4 separate regions of the Homo sapiens genome follow, and all the other regions are linked to region 4. The links are chromatin contacts, found by Hi-C or POLR2A ChIA-PET in ENCODE. All regions are on one chromosome and are shown on one strand. The core of a region is the stretch at or near the end of the contact, and the rest is flanking DNA. Distances in the headings are between cores, read along the strand shown.

What was found. Hi-C counts contacts between places; a loop is a spot of excess contacts on that map. ChIA-PET counts read pairs that join two places held with the same protein, here RNA polymerase II (POLR2A). Pooled maps may share reads with other maps.
Region 1: a loop to region 4 is called in a pooled map, with 17 times the contacts of the local background. The contact joins the promoter of ZNF451 here to the promoter of CENPQ in region 4. A Hi-C loop is called at or near these places in 5 of 50 pooled maps.
Region 2: a pooled map shows a loop between it and region 4 (12-fold over the local background). The contact joins the promoter of BAG2 here to the promoter of CENPQ in region 4. A Hi-C loop is called at or near these places in 3 of 50 pooled maps.
Region 3: a loop to region 4 is called in a pooled map, with 5 times the contacts of the local background. The contact joins the enhancer-like site here to the promoter of CENPQ in region 4. A Hi-C loop is called at or near these places in 1 of 37 single-sample maps with no recorded cell type and 2 of 50 pooled maps. POLR2A ChIA-PET finds 5 or more read pairs at or near these places in 1 of 52 experiments (endothelial cell of umbilical vein).

Annotation. Positions count from the first base shown.
Region 1 is chr6:57,088,820-57,091,519 of GRCh38, reverse strand. It overlaps ZNF451 (zinc finger protein 451), which reads right to left and starts at 1,332. Exons shown (of 15, transcript NM_001031623.3): 1 at 1,246-1,332; 2 at 626-709. The coding sequence starts at 1,266. RefSeq lists a silencer at 1,274-1,343 and enhancers at 764-1,646, 1,514-1,663.
Region 2 is chr6:57,171,018-57,173,717 of GRCh38, reverse strand. BAG2 (BAG cochaperone 2) reads right to left here and starts at 1,392. Exons shown (of 3, transcript NM_004282.4): 1 at 908-1,392. The coding sequence starts at 1,020. ZNF451-AS1 (ZNF451 regulatory antisense RNA 1) reads left to right here and starts at 1,505. Exons shown (of 4, transcript NR_110742.1): 1 at 1,505-1,644; 2 at 2,620-2,700. RefSeq lists an enhancer at 488-1,245 and silencers at 980-1,249, 1,300-1,379.
Region 3 is chr6:56,541,564-56,544,263 of GRCh38, reverse strand. All of the region lies in intron 61 of DST (dystonin), which reads left to right. Among named protein-coding and RNA genes, the nearest start is that of COL21A1, 300 kb to the right of the region's middle. RefSeq lists enhancers at 1,184-1,603, 1,308-2,073. Within about 2 kb of position 1,408, at least 40 of the 41 ENCODE cell types and tissues checked have a DNase peak (open chromatin) inside an H3K27ac peak, as active enhancers do; they include endothelial cell of umbilical vein, where a contact is called at or near this core.
Region 4 is chr6:49,462,103-49,464,802 of GRCh38, reverse strand. CENPQ (centromere protein Q) reads right to left here and starts at 1,433. Exons shown (of 9, transcript NM_018132.4): 1 at 1,350-1,433. MMUT (methylmalonyl-CoA mutase) reads left to right here and starts at 1,550. Exons shown (of 13, transcript NM_000255.4): 1 at 1,550-1,700. RefSeq lists enhancers at 567-1,466, 1,811-1,880, 1,467-2,367.

The DNA of each region.
Region 1 (2,700 bases), core at 83-2,582, 7.6 Mb before region 4:
CCCCGCCTGGAAATTCTGATTCGGTAGGTCTGCAGTGGGGCCCAGGAATCTGCCTGTTTATACTTACTAAGGCTTGAAAACTACTGTCTCAAAGGGAACAAACTCAGAAAAATAGAGCATGTTCCCAGTGATGTAGGATTCTTCATTATGAGCATCAACTGTACTATGCCGTAACATGATGATCTCAGAGGTTAGAGAAATCTTCAAGCTATTTGCCTTCATGTTAGAAGCACCATAACGCTAAGATTCTGGGCTCTCACAACCCTTCCTGTTTTCTACGTCCTTGCTCATCATTAGCAGCTCCTTCCTCCGTGTCGCCTTTAGAAGTTACTCTTGCTCCATTTCAAAACAGCGTTTTAGACACCAGCGTTTTTATCTTAAGTTTAAATGAAAGGCAGGGGGCGAGATTAAGTGTACAGCACGTTCTTTAGGACGTGCTCTTTGTGATGGCTACGGGGGTGGCTCAGATAGCTCTTTTGGTAAATTTCCCAATCCTGCGCCATGCTCCAGTGTCTAGTATGTATTAGACACTCATGAACATTAAATGACCAGGTGAGGTAACATTACATAATGGCCCACCATAGTCTTTTACTCTGGGAAAACCCCAATCATCATTGCTACTTACACTGACAAACTGAATGTCGTCTTCATTTTCATCCGTTGTTGACTCAGATGCCTCAGGGCCAGCTGGAGGGACAGATTCTATTATCTATAAAAACAAGCCAAAACATGCTTATCTGTTCAGCCACATTCGTGTAGGAAGAGAGCGTTTCCGAAAGGAACAATTAAAGACAGAGAGCTCTTGAGGAAAACGAACTGAGCACAATTTCACGGAAACCCGACTAGGAACGGAACTCGAGCTCTGGCTCTTGCCACAGAGTGTGCGGAGCTGCAGGGACCCAACGCTGAAAACGCGTTAGTTACCAGCCTCTCACAATTCCCCTTATCTACTCCAGGAGGAACGCAAGCTCAACACCGAAGGGCAATCCTGCCTTAAAACGTCGCTCCCACTGGCCCAGCCGCGGCCACAACGAACGCCAGGGCCCGTGCGGGGGGCCGGGCGGCCATTGTTGCTGCGGGTTCCTCGCTCAGACACGCACCAGGCCCCAGAGCTGGGCTCGGCCCAAGACACTGAAGAGGTATCGCCCCGAGGCTGCGACGGAGCACCAGGCCTCAGACCGCAGAAAACACAAACCCTTCGCGGTTCGCCTCTGAGAACGCCAGGACCCTCACTCGACTACTCACCTCCGACCCCGGGTCTCCCATGTCTCCGACGGCCGCGCTGACAGCACCACTGCTCCTGCTGTCCCTGCCGCCGCCGTCGCCACGAATCCCCTTCCCGCCCTGCACCGCCTGGCGCTACCGGGACCCGCCCCTGCGTGAGCGCCGACGCCACCGGCGGAAAGAGACGCAAAACCTCTTCAAAGGAGGAGCGGCCCTTACTGGCCCGCTATGCCCCCGGAGCCGCTTTCTCTCACTCCCGGGCTTCCTTCCCCGCGCCGCGCAGGATGCTGGGAATTGTAGTTCGGGTCCGCCCCGAGACCGCCCCTCGCCGGAGAGGAAAAGAACCATGCGCCTAAAAGACGCCAGCTGCAGTGGGTGGGGCGAAGCCAGGGGCCAGCTGGGTCCTGTGAGATAGCGAAGCACTGGGAAGATGTGGGAGGATGTGAAGGAGGGTTTGAGTTGGTATTTGTTTGGTTTTGGTATGGTTGTGAAGCGCAGCTCATTGATTTTTCTGTTTTAGCCCTGAAGGTGGGTGGTGGGAACGGATTTCTCTTTTTTTCCTTTCATTTTTAAATTTATGTATTTACTCATTTTTGAGGACAGGGGCTATGTGGAGGTTTAGCTGAATCCTAGGATCAGGAAAGAATCTGAAGTATCCTTACATTACACACCTCTTCCCTAGCGTCAGTCTCCCAGGCCCTGCCAGTATTAATACACCTGAGGAAGAAAATAGGGATGGGAAATCCAGGGCCCAATAGGAAAGGGAACCGAGGTCTACCTAACTATCACTAAACCCTAGCCAGTGATTTTGAAATGCACTTTTTCAATATTCTCAGATATACTGAGAGAATATGAGAGATCTATTTATAGACTGCTGTAAGGTTGACCTTTTAACCTTTTGTGTGTTCACACTCATAAACCAGTCTATAAAATAGATCTTTTATATTCAACTATGCATTTAATCTGTTCTCAGGTAATACCTTACCAAAAATTTAAAAAGGTTTTTTAAAAAAACACACCAATCGTTGTCAATAAAGTTTATGAAAAGAATTAAGTGATAACATTATTTTAGGCCAGGCGGGTCCTCACACTCTGGGAGGCCGAGGCGGGCGGTTCACTTAAACCCAGGAATTCGAGACCAGCCTGAGCAATAAGAGGGAACCTCGTCTCTACAAAAAATACAAAAATTAGCTAGGCGTAGTGGTCCTTGCCTGTAGTCCCAGCTACTCAGGAGGTTTAGGTAGGAGAATCGCTTGAGGCCGAGAGATTGAGATCCAGGCTGCAGGGAGCCAAATTCATGCCACTGCACTGCAGCCTGGGTGACAGAGCAAGACACTGTCTCAAAAAAAAAAAAAAAAAAACACAAATTATTTAACATCTCAGATTCCTGTTTTTGTTTGTATGCAAAACTACCATCTGATTGCCTAAGCCTGTAGTAATTATTGTTTAATATTTGACATTTCCTGCATTTCCACC
Region 2 (2,700 bases), core at 143-2,642, 7.7 Mb before region 4:
TTTAACTACACCTGCTCACAAAATTTACACAGTAACTTGAGACAAACGTTCACAGGAAGTAGATAAAACTTTTCAATACACCGTTAAAGTCTTTCCAAAAATCTATTAACATTAAATTGTTTAGAAATTCTATACAAGTCTACTACTGTATTACCAAATAAATTCTTAAGCAAGAAAAGGGGAAAACTATCTTTTCATGCTTTCAGGCCAGTAACTAGCACTTAGTCTTCTATGTAGGGAGGTGCCCAATAAATACCGAGAGACGAACGGAACCGCTGAATCCCGTCCGCGAGGTTAGGGGAGAAACAGAAGCGGCAACGTCTCTGCTGCACGAAGCACCCGGTAACTTACTGCCTACCCCTCACTCCTGTCTAATCTTTGCTCTCAATGGATTGCTGGGTTGGTTTTGTTTTATTCATTTTTGTTCTGAAGCAAGGAAACTTAACTTCACGTGGAGGGCCACTGTAAACTGCTGCCTCCCTTAAAAAATGCATAACGAGAAGAGTAAGTTAAAACGTTTGGGGCCACACAGAAGGTTCTAGAAGTTCTGCAGACCCAAGCTGCCACAGTCCTTAATCGCATGGAATCTCACTGTAACTTTTATCTCCTCTGATTTTTTTCCGCTCCCTAACACCTAGGTAAATTAATCAAAGTGTGGCCACCGATAACGCCCTCACAGGTTTAGCTTAAATCGAATGCGTTTTCTCTCGGACTAGGGGAGATAATCCAAGAAACAAACAAAACTACACCACGTCCATCCACAACAAATCTCAACAAGCAACTTCGGTTGCCGCAGCCTCACTGTGCCCCAGGCCCCGGCCCGCCACACGCGGCCTCCGTCCGCTAACCGCCCGCGAACCGCCCGCGCGGCGAGCAGAACGCCCGAGACCGCCCGCCCGGAGCTCACCTGAGCTCCAGCTGGTCCAGGCTCTCCAGCAGGCGGCTGGAGCGGTCAGCCATGGAGGAGGAGCGGCAGAAGCGCCCCTCGTTGGCTTTAGCGTTGATCTTCGCCTGAGCCATCTAAGCCTCCGACGCGGGGTAGCCAAGAGGTCACCGGCCCCTCCGGCGGCAGCGAGTGGAGCGCTCCTTGGGCTGCAGGCGTCGCCGTCACCACGCGGGCGCCCGCCCTCCCTCTGACGCCCGCGGGGGCAACCCGGGAGGACTCGCCGACACCGCGGCTGCAGCGTAGCCAAAGAAGGGCAGGCGCGGCGCCCGCGGGGCTCGGGGACGCCGGGCCTGGGAGGGGGCTGCAGCGGCTGGAGTTAGAGGTTCGCGAGCCACACGGGCTCGAGGATGGGCCGACAGGGGCTCGGGCCTGGGGAGCGCAAGTCTCTGAGGCACGGGAGGGGCGGACGCAGAGACCGAGCGCCTAATGTGGCTAGCGGATCGTCTGCTCCCCGGACCCAGGAACTACCCGAAGCCCGCGCGGACCCACAGACCACCCCCAGCTCCGCCCCGCGAGGCCCCGCCTCTTCATGCAACCTAAAAGTAACCAACTCCCCCCACGCGAAGGTTCCTATCGGTCGACGGGCTGTGGGTGTATTGCTCAGTGACGGCTTCGTTTAGTTTCTCCCAGCACCCATAATTCAAAGCAAGAACAACGACATTATGGGGAGAAAACGTCCTTTTGTGAAACAGAAGGCAGTAAGTACAGCTCGTAGGCAGCCCACACTCACCTGACCTTCCTGTTACCACTTTATACTGAGATGAGAGTAATGAAAGCCCGGACAACACTGAAGCTATGAAGTAAAAAAGAAAAAGCTACTCCATCTTTCCCTGTCTAGCTAGATGTGGGAAGCAAAGTGAATTTACTTCATTTTTACCATTCTAATTTTCTTTTGTTTTTGAGATGGGGTCTAACTGTCGCCCACGTTGGAGTGTAGTGGCGCGATCACGACTTACTGCAGCCTCGACCTCCCGGGTTCAAGCGGTCCTCCCACCTCAGCCTCCCAAAGTGCTGGGATTACAGATGTGAACCACCACGCCTGGCTTAATGAAGGGGTTTTAAATTTTTGCTATTAAAATTATTCCTGTTGAGCGAGCCGAGATCTCGCCACTGCACTCCAGCCTGGGCGATAGAGCGAGACCTTGTCTCAAAAAAATAAATAAATAAATAAATATTCTGAGTGAAATAATTGGCATTAAAAAGTCCTCAACTTTTAAAAATCCTGTTAACAAAAAAGATGCAGTAGGCCTCTAGGTCAGGCACCAGCTGTCGGTAAAAGACGGAATAGAGCTGAGGATACAAAGATTAGTCTACTTAAAAAGTTAGGCTTTAGTCCCCTCTCCTGATAGCTCTATGCCTCTCATTGCAAGGATGACAATGTACAGGGCACAGAAAATGATAGATAATAATAGTTTAAAGCTGAGCCACCACCTTTAATCAGAGATCAAAGCCATTTAAATACTTGAACAGAGTTGAAGCCCTTAAGGCTGGATCCCAATTCCCTCTGAACTCATTTTAAATCCTAATTAACTCTTGGGGTAGGGGATTATTTGACCTTATTAAAAATAACTTTATCATGACACAAACGAAAACAAAACACATTTTGTGAGTGGTTTGAAAGTCTATCAAGTGACTTTAGAATCATCCTGAACTCTTTTTCTCTCTTATCCTAGATCCACACCATTAGTAAACCCCATCAATTTTGCCTTCAGAATATATCCAGATTCTTCCCAATTCTACCGCCACCATTCTGG
Region 3 (2,700 bases), core at 159-2,658, 7.1 Mb before region 4:
AATAAGTAGTTTTCTAAGCTTACATATCAAGAGAGCGGCAGCTGGGAGTAAGACTCTTGGCCTCTACTATTTCCCAGTCTAGTGCCCAATCCACTGTTCAAGCGTGGTAAGTATGAGACCATTTTTCTTTCTCTTATCAGTGCCTTATTACAGCCTGTGTGCTTGAACACCACAGAATCAGGTGCTTGTTGAAATATTTCACGTCTTGAACATGAAAAATTGGCATTGATATTGTGATGTGGATGGATATTTTTAAATCTCTTTTTCTTTATAGATAGTCATATATCTAGTCAACTTAATGATGGCCACATACTGAGTTGCATCTAATAATCTAATAATTGTTGAATGGATGAGTTACCGATAGAGTTTTCATTATGAAAAGATTTTTTTAAAAAAGATTCAACTCTTAGATTTATCGAATGAATATTGAGATAACGTTTTCTCATTAAAGGCACAAAAGTTTCCTCCCACATCTTTTCTGTAAAATTAACAAAGAAAGTATAAAGTTGTTTTTACTAGAACTGCCTTCTTCATTTGGAGTTAGCACAGTTTTGTTCATGTTCAAATGATTATTTTATGAGATTGAAGAAAGACCGCTTCATTTGTAACTGACACTCTGACGATGTTTCTTATTTTGTAAAATAGAGAATGTTTAGATTTTATTTAAATAAAACTATTAAATTTCCTACAAAGACTAAGAGTTGGCTTGCTGAATTTATTTTCAAACAGTATTTTTAGAAGGGTGTTCAGTAGATAAAAATCTGTGGAGGTGATTTTGTTTATTAAATATCTGGAGTCAGTGAGTACCACTCTTGGGCCTTGTGTTAACCTCAAGAGTACTGTATGGTTATTAGTAACTACTAATATTCATGTCAGCAGTGCTGAGAGCCCCTCACTGGTAGGAATACTTTACTCTGGAGAACAGTTAGATTTGAACTTGGGCTTCAAAAGGGAACGGCAAAACACTCTCGACTTCAAAGTGATCTGCACTTTGCATCGCAGATACTGCTGAAGCATCAGATTCTTCAGTGTAAAAGTGCGGTTTCAACTGAAGGATAGGGACCTATGTAGCCCCCCTTTTCCCATTTAGTATTCAAATGAGTGCGGTCTCTGGACCTTCACAAAATAATTTCTTCGCGGATCTCCCGGTGCCAGGTTCTGCCTCCGCAAGCCCTACGGATCCCCTCCCATTTTGAAGTAGTCGGCGGGGTTTCCGCGGTGTTTGAACCTGAGCTGTCCCTCTCCCCAGTGGCCGGACTCGGCCTGCTTTGCGCTGATGTCACCACAAGCTGTTACATTGCAGCCTCTCGGCTTCGAGGTACCTCCCACTGAAACCGCTCGCCGACTCCCGGGAAGAAGCGAAAGATGACTGCGAAGTTAAGTCACGGGAGGGCGTAGCACCGAAGTGGTAGAGAGCTGCGGCTCCGGAACGCCCGGCAGGCCCAGAGACGCAGCAGATGGTGCCTGAAGAGAGAGGGCGTTGCTGCAAGCGCCCTGGCTGGAGAGCATGCCTGCCCGGCACCGTGCTGCCCTGAGGAGCCGCGGACAGCCCCGGAGCTCCCTTCCGGAGTTCTTTCTGCTGCCTCCACCGCCACCGTCTCTCTCTAGCCCCAGCTGAAATGAAGGCCATACCGCGGCCACAGAACTTGGTTCAGTTTCAAAGGCTAATGTAGTCCCTGGGTTTTCTGCTCAATGTGAATTACGCTGCCTGTGCCTTAGAGGAAGCCGCGGAGCTCTTCGTTGCTGCAATTGCCTCAGGTGGAATAAGCCTTCCTAAGGAGGACCAGATAAGAATCTTTGGAAATGGCTTTTTTTTTTTTTTTTTTTTTTTTTTTAAAGAAGCTTAGTAGTACACCATGCTTTCTGTTTACTTTAAACGGTTGCTGGATTGTACTGCCCTGGGTGTCTAAAAGTCTGGTGTTTTTTTCTTTCTTCCTTTGAGTAGTTCTGAATAGCATTGAAGAAGCTTAAAACAGGAAGAAAACCTGCCTTTTCAATCAAGTTTATTTATAGCTACTCCCCCCTCCAAAAAAAAAAAGTAAAAGAAAAATGTAACTTTCTCATAACGTTAGACTTAACTTATTTTTCTCTGAAGATTTGTTCTGTGCCTTGATGTGAACAATACCAGGTCCCTGTGTTTGTCTTTTAAATTTCTGGAGCATGGTTTATTTACCAGAATGGTGGAGTTCTGCAAGCCATCTTTAAGTGGATTACAGTTAACCAGAGCTCTGCCGAAATTAACATTCAGGCTGTTAAAATGCTTGCTCATTTGGAAATTTTAATCTGGAAATATCAGACTAAAAAGGGAAATGGACTGACAATGGAATGTTCTGAGTGTTTGAGCCACTGTTAAGTGTGTGTTTGTTTATTTTCTGTGTTTTGGAGTGTGTGAACGGGGACTTTGGGAGCTGGGAAAGGTGGACAAAGGAGATTTTTGTTCTCTGTTATTGATGCACTTTATTGTTTAGAATCATCCTAAAATCAACCAGGTAAAAGGATAGTTGCATTTATACTGATGCACTGCTGATGACCTTAAACACCTCATGTATTATGAAATATATTATTTGAGCATGTGTCTTTATGCTAAAGACACTCCATAGCTCTGTTCAGAAGTATACTTTTTTGGAAGATGCTTTATCTTATTTCTTATCTGTGTCAAGAGCTGCAATATTTGTTTTAACTATCTGCAAAATGGGGAAG
Region 4 (2,700 bases), core at 184-2,683:
AGATCTGGTGGCAATAGCAAGAGAAATAGTGGAGCCTGAAGATGTACCTGAATTGCTGCAATCTCATGATAAAACTAGTGGAAAAGAAGTTGCTTCTTATGAATGAGCGAAGTTCTTGAGATGGAATCTACCCCTGGTGAAGATGCTGTGAATATTCTTGAAATATCAACAAAGAATTCAGAATATCACAAAACCTTAGTTGCTAAAGCAATGGTAGGGGTTAAGAGGATTTACTCTAATTTTGAAAGAAGTTCTACAGTGGGTAAAATGCTTTCAAACAGCATCACATGCTACAGAGAAATCTTTAGTGAATGGAAGAGTCAACTGCTGTACAAAATTCATTATTTTGTTATTTTAAGAAACTGCCACAGCAACTCCAATCTTCAGCAACCATCACCCTGATTGGTCAACAGCCATCAACATCAAGCAAGACCCTCCACCAGCAAAAAGATTAGGACTTGCTGAAGGCTGAGATGATTAGTAGCATTTTTTAGCAATAAAATATTTTAAAATTACAGCATGTAATTTTTTTTTACACATAATGCTATTGCACACTTAATAGGTTACAATACAGTGTAAATACAACTGTTATATGCACTGGGAAACCAAAAAAATCGTGTGACAGGCTTTATTGGTCTGGAACCGACCCCGCAATATCTCGGAAGTATGTTTGTACATTATTCATAGAAAAAGTATTATTCTAATAACATTTTGAAATATTTAGCCAAAAAGTAGAAAAATGAAGCATCCAAGGGAAAACAGTAAAACTCGGACGGCAGGAAAGCTCGGAAAAAACACAAAAAACCTGGCGTGTTCAGGGACAGGATAATCCAGCGAGGCTTTTAATGTGTATAGGAGAAGTGAAAAGAAATAAGGCTGGTACAGTAGTTTGCCGCCAGACTATATGCTTTAGGAGAGAGGGAGGCATTCTAGGTTGTCTTGTTTTTCTTACCAGCTTGTTGATACTCATGGGACTCAATTACCTCAATTTAGACCTCTATGTGGGCACAAGAGTGAGTAGGACTCCTGGAGAAACACAGACACTAATGTCCAAGGCTGCACTTGACTTCACTAGTGCCCGCGGGAGAAATTTAGCAATGAGGATGAGCCATGAGGATGATTCGGGAGAAATAGGAAGTATTCATGGCTTTGCTCCCTCCCCCCTAATCAAACATCTCAATCTCAGGATCCTAAGGGCAGATCTTTTAGGACATCGGGCATTTCCCCGTAAGCAATCCCCCCTCGCTATCCTCAAATGCAAACTGCGGAGTCTGCCACAAACGCGTTGGCTTTAAAACTCATCCCTGAACTTTAGATCCACCCAGCCGGTTAAGGATATCACGACTCACCACTGATTCTTCTTGCACCCTTCTGAGAGCCGCGCTTAGAGTAATTCGCGCCCAAACATTCGTAAACAGAGGAGACCCGGAAGTGGGTGGGAAGAAAGCGGAAACGGGCATCTAACCCTACCCCTAAACGTCATCAGGAATGCGCCCATGAGAGCGCTATTAGATTGGCTGGAGGGAGGGCGGTGTCGGCCTACGCCCCCAGAGTCGTCCGGCTGACGCTGGCGGTGGCGCGGTTTGTGTGGGCTTGGTGAGGGCGGGGAGGCCTGGCTGTGTGGATGTCTGACAGGTGAGGCGGGGGACGCAGAAGTGCAGCCGCCCTCTCCCACAGCGGAGTCCAAAACAGGCCTACCAGTGAGTAGGACGTACACCTTTCAGATCGCTCCATTCTTCTGGCTCCTGTCCCTCCTCTACCCCTGTATTTTGAACTTTTGTCCTTTCTCTCCCGCTCTGTCCTTTACTTCTGTCTTCTTTACCTTCCTACTGTGACGGGATCCCACTCTCTGCCTTCTCCTTAGGTTTAGATTTTCACTTCGACCAACCTCTAGTTTTGGGCGAAGTCCCTGGCAATTCGGAGGTACTTCTGGAAAGAAGGTGCTTTTAATACTTTAGGGGCCATGTCGGTATCTTCTTTGGCCACTTAAGCACCCTGAACTGTTCCCGTTGGCAGAGGTCACTTTTTGTATGGTTCCAAAGGGATGCGCCTGCTTCATGGCTGCCTCCCTTCTAGGTTGTGGGTTATGTTATTGTCAGGGTTTTTCTAAGAGTTTTCGGGAATAAAAGTGATTTTCTGTGTGTAAACAGGATTAAGAGTGTAAACAGTGTTAAGAGTGAGAGGTAGAATAGAAAAGACAGGTCTAAATTGACATAAAAGCTTACATTACTAACTCGTTCTCAGTTTTATCTAGAAAGAAGGTGGTCTTAGGGAAGCTCGAAGCCCTGGATAACGTATGTGTGTAAAGTTTTAAACCACTTGATGATTTTCTGCCAATATAATTTTGTGTTTAATGATGTACTTATGCTAATATCAAATATAATTTTCATGCCCTATGTTTCCATCTCCAAACCCAACTAGTTGAACATCAAAGTACCTTCTTGAAGTATTAATGTGCAATCATACGTCAGCAGCCAAAGCTTGAAACTTATTGGTTCAAGAAATCTTTTTCTCACTGATTTGTTTTTGAGGTGTGGGGGTGGGATTAATCATTGCTCTTTAACTCATTTTAGTTGTCAGTAACATATTTGCTTTGCATGTTGCTTCTTTGAATGCTTGAGGCCTCTCTTGATGGTCTTCTGAGAAAATTCAGAGGTCGTATTGCCATCCGCAGTAGTTGTGTTTTTATCTAAAAATGGT